2 separate regions of the Homo sapiens genome follow, and region 2 is linked to region 1. A link is a loop called in an ENCODE intact Hi-C map of the cell type or tissue named here. Cell type or tissue: ovary. All regions are shown on one strand.

What was found. A loop is a pair of places that touch in the nucleus more often than their neighbours do. Peaks named below come from ENCODE experiments on the same cell type or tissue, not always from the same donor. Only the 100,000 strongest peaks of a DNase experiment are listed, where the experiment ranks them.
Region 2: a loop joins it to region 1, with 1.9 times the contacts of the local background. A loop is called at or near these places in 4 of 110 quality-filtered maps.

The regions. Positions count from the first base shown.
Region 1 is chr2:238,596,050-238,598,549 of GRCh38, reverse strand. No RefSeq gene overlaps it. Among named protein-coding and RNA genes, the nearest start is that of LINC01107, 42 kb to the right of the region's middle. In ovary, no CTCF peak of the experiment used is centred here; a DNase peak (open chromatin) is centred at 1,269.
Region 2 is chr2:238,703,496-238,705,995 of GRCh38, reverse strand. No RefSeq gene overlaps it. Among named protein-coding and RNA genes, the nearest start is that of LINC01937, 15 kb to the left of the region's middle. In ovary, no CTCF peak of the experiment used is centred here; no DNase peak of the experiment used is centred here.

The DNA.
Region 1 (2,500 bases):
GCACAGGGTTCAAGCACAGGCATGGCAGAATGTGCTGTGCATTGTTTCAAGGTCCTCTCGGTGGCTGCATAAGGAATGGACTGACTCAGAGTGACAGGGTGACCCAGAGACCCAAGAAAAGCGGCAGCAGGAGAACAACCTGTGGCACTTAAGATGCCCAGAGCCATCCTGCGTGCTTTGCAAACATGAGCCCATGAAATGCTTGCCACCACGCAGTGGGGTGGGCACTGACATTGCCCCGATTTACAGAAAAGGCATCTGGGACACAGAGAAGTTGGCCTGCCGAGGTCTGGGAGTGACCCCGAAAATGGAGCAGGGCCTGAAACCAGGCAGTGGTGAAGGGGTAGGAAGACAAATTTGGTACAGAAACACTTAGGACTCAGTGCCCAACCAGGGGCAGGAATCTGGGAGAGGTCTGGGATGACCCCCAGGTCCCTGGTTGGGGTAACTGGAAGAGCTCAGGGCTGTAGGGAGAAGAGTCTATTTAAAGGGGAATGGAGGGGTCCCACTGGGGGCGGGACAATTTGGGAACATTAGTGGGATGTTGGGGGAGGATTAGATCTATAAGTCATGGACACCCAGGTCAGCCCCAAAGGGTAAATGTGTGGGGTGAGTAGAGAGCTAAGAAGCCACAGGAGACCCCACATCACTGAGTCCTCCTGCCTGATGGCCCCTCCAGGCCTTGGGACAACCTGCCCTAGGATTCCTGATTCCCAGTTGAGGGGAGAGAGGCCTGGGGAGAGGCAGAGCTCTTAGAGCCCGGGAGGACATTCTTGCTTCAAGGCTCAAGTAGGGGGATGAGAAGGAGGACCCTTGGCCGAGAAATTTCATGCAGTAAGGAGGGCTCAGAGTGGCTTATGCGGGAAAGAGGAAGTTCAAGAGCACCATAAAGGGTTAGAATTTCAGAGAGGAAAAGAACCTCTTAACACTTCCAATAGGTGATTTTCTCTTAAAAAAAAAAAAAAGAAAGAAAGAAAAAGTTTAAGAAGAAACTTTACAAAGGGAAAACGTAATGTTCAACCTCTGGGCAAATTCTAGCGGAAAAAGGGAGAGAGAGGGGTGGGTGGGAGGCTAACACAATTTATGGGCCCTCAGAGCCGCGCCAGCTTGAGGTGGCGGAGCCTCTTGGCCCGGGGCCTGCCTGCTGACTTGAGCTTTGAAAAACAACTTCCTGTCAATAAATGTGAACAAAAGTTTGGACCCATCTTCAAAGTGATGAGTTATGCTGAAAGTATGTTCCTGCAAACGGGGGGAATGGATTGTTCCTGGCGCTTTGGCATTCAAGAGAGTTTATAAATAACCACTCAGCTCTGCTCGGGTTATGCCTGCTGGGAGTGCCCAGTGCCAGCAAGCAGAGGGAGACCTGGGGAGCGGGGCAGCACTCCCTGGTAGGGCTGGCACAAAGTGCCCAGAGAAGCGCAAGTCACGTCTTGGCGTGGGAGTAGGGGGCTTCCCCAAGCCTCTGTTCAGGGCTGGGCAACCGGGGACCCCCTGGACCAGCTCTTCCATTTGCATTTTGGAGGGAAAAAAGGAAGGAATGGATTCTACATGTGGTTTCCATCGGCCCAGAAAAGTAAAAACATGTGTCAGCGTTTCTAGCAGAAATGGTCCTTGTTATTTTAATGAGAAAGACCATAATTAGGGACAACAGTGAAAAAGAAGCCATGGGTCCCCTTTGTGCCCTCCCCTCAACCGATGGGGAGCAGTCGCCCCAATGAACAGTCCTCCTGCCCTTAACCTGCTCCACCAGCACGGGAGGAAGGGAGAAAGCTGGGGACAGGCAAGTCCTCCAGCTCCAACAGTTCCATTCTCAGGGCTGAAGGTGCCGCCCAAGCAGCTCATTTGTCAGCGTTTAAACATCATTACAACGTTAACGGCCTCTCTGATGCCAAAGAGTTGGCTTTGCACGCCTATAAATTAGAGTACATCAAACCAGAGTTTATTGAGTCTTGGCCAATCAGAAGTAAAACTTCCATAACTTTTTACAATTCTCTACATTCTTCCAATTATATTAAAATATTTATTTGCACCCTGCATGATATATATAAACGTTTTATTAAGAACATTTGAAACCTGGTTCTTTAAACAGAAAAAAGATCCACTCCATGCTGGCAGAGGTCCGGCCAGTATGTGCTGTGTCCAGTTGGTTTCATGGAGGGAAACAGCTCTGATTGGATTTTCGAGGGATTAGCAAGAAGGAGTGGCAGAGCACGAAGCTGGCTCCCAATTCATGGCTGCGCCTCCCTTAGCAAATCCCCTGCATTTGGTCGTGACACCAATGAGGAGCAGGTCCCTGTTTTGTCTCTGCCTGGGCTGGCCTGTCTGGAACAGTCTTCTAGGGTCACAGTGCACGTCTGCCTCTGGGCAGCTGCCTGACCCAGGCCTCCACGAGAGCAGGGAAGAGGCACAGAGACGTTCCATGATGGCTGGGTGAAGAAGCAGGCAGTCGGGGTGAGTTAGGTTAAAACCCAAAGCCCCTTCTGCCCGGCCCTTTCCTGGC
Region 2 (2,500 bases), 110 kb before region 1:
GGAAAATTTAACAAAAATATCAAAAACGAGAGAAACTTTTAAATACTCCTAAAAGATACAAAGTAGAATTGGGGACAAATGGAACAATGCATTGTTTCGGGATTTTTGTCTTAACTATTCATAATGCTGAAAGCTACCGTTGAGAATGAAGACTACAATTTGAATATCCATGTTCAAAGGACAAAAAGAACCATGGAGACTTAAAGTCGGTTCAGTCATTGCATTGTTGATGGCAGTGCTGGTATACTTCTTCAGACTCCTGATATGTATTGTGAGATAAAACTAAAGGCCTGATATTGGGAACTAGGATTTTCAACATGAAATAAAGAAGAGACGGATTGGCTGGGTGTGGTGGCTCATGCCTGTAATCCCAGCACTGTGGAAGGCCAAGGTGGGTGGATCACGAGGATAGGAGTTTGAGAACAGCCTGACCAACATGGAGAATGCCCATCTCTACTAAAAATACAAAAATTAGCTGAGCGTGTGGCGGGCACCTGTAATCCCAGCTACTCAGGAGGCTGAGGCAGGAGAATCTCTTGAACCCAGGAGGCGGAGGTTGCAGTGAGCCAAGATCGTGCCACTGCACTCCAGCCTGGGCAACAGAGCAAGACTCTGTCTCAAAAAAAAAAAAAAAAAAAAAAAAAAGAGACTGATTGAAAATCAATAAGATTAAGACCGCTATAGACCTGAATTTACAGAGAAACAATCAGTCATGGTATATTTTAGCCTTAAAAATATATATATTTCTCCTAACTCCTTCCTAGTTCACCAGACTGGGCATAAGTCACAAAATCACCCTACTAGGAATGGGCTGGACCCCTGACGAGAAGAAAGGGACTCTAGCCTAAAGGAGGTGCAAAACTTAGCTCCTGGGTACGAGCAAGGTCAGTAGAAGACATGGAAGACAGATCCCGAGGGTGCTGGATCCAGGACAGGGGAACATGGGTTGGCCAAGGGAGAGTTTATTCATCTGGGAGCATTGTCCTTGATCCAGGGTTTAGCATCCTGGCGAGGCCCCAGGAGACAGTGCTAACATGCTGCTGTGTTGGCCCTTGGGAGCTTGGAGAAAGCAACGACCCATACTAAATGCAGTGGAAATCTAGAACCACAGAGCCAGAGGCTGGAAGAAGGGATCAAAACACTCAGAGAAATGGCCATGCCAGAGGGGACCTGATGCTCGAGGCCAGAAAGTCCCCACTGACTATGCTCAGCAGAAAGGTGCTGGGGACATCCCATTGACCAAAGCAACAAGGAATGCAGCGATCAGGGGGCATCAGCTCACTGAGAAGCTCAGGGGGAGAGGGGCTGACGGCGGGAGGTGGTGTTGCAGAACGAGGCTCTGATATAATGAGGACGACAGAGTCATGAAGTAACAGAGGCCAGATGGAAGCACTGGGACCTCAAAGCCATGTGGGAAAGAGGAATGTCAGGCACTTAGAGGGCTGTGGGACTCTGTGTCTGGGTTGACATTGATGCCTGGGGACCTGAGCATGCTCATCTGTTCAAGGGAGAGCACCTGGGGGCCAGATCATAAAGGAGGTCCTGGCCAGCTATGGACCACAGTAGGTTCTCAGGTCACCAAGAATCACCTCCCTCCTTCTCAAACATACGATTGGAATGGACATACTTGGTAATTGGCACCACCTTGTACCGACTCTTCACCCATGGATAACAGCTGTGACAGCGTAGGGAAAGTGAGTAGAAGCCATCGAAACATTCCTCCTCCCCAGCCAAGACAGTAAGTCAAAAATCGTACTGCATCCTGGGAACACAGAAATTCCTGCCACTGTCAAATACCTAAAAGATCAGGAGTGTGAGCCTCTTCAGACCCCACTGAATCCACCAGTCTAGTCCCTCCAGAAGCTCACACCCTCGAGGACTGCGTGGGCTCCCACAGACCCAACCAAGCCCTAGCCCCAGCTGCAGCTGCTGGGCCAGACGCGATGTCTTTGCCAGAGCAGAGCGGTATGGCTGTAGATGGGGAGAAGGCAGGCTCTGACCAGGCGAGTGTGTCCGTTCCCATTCTCAGAAAGGAGGATCAGAAGCAGTTGGCATTCATGTGGATGGACAGTAGGATCATCTAAGGTCTTGCCCTGTTATAATTGTCCTGCCCTCTGCCATAATGTGGGTCACCTGGCTATTCTGCAGAAGCCTGCAGCCCCCAGCCAACATCAATCTTTGAGAGCTCAGGGAGAGTTCAAGCTACCCATATGGGATCTGGCATACCCTTACTGCAGACCCAGGAATCCATTTTCCAGCAAACGAGGGGTGAGAATGGAATGCACTGGTGAGACTGAAAGATGGGCTTGGAGAAGACACCCTTGGAGCCGGACACCAACCTCTGGGATCCAGCACACGCCACACTCACATCCGGTCCACGGCGCACCGTGCCAGGGAGGGGGGCAGGAAGCATAGTCCCAGGAAGCAAGGCACGGGAGTAGGGACGGCCCACCCAGGGGATCTGTGCTTCCTGTTCCTGCACACCTGGGAGACAGGGCCA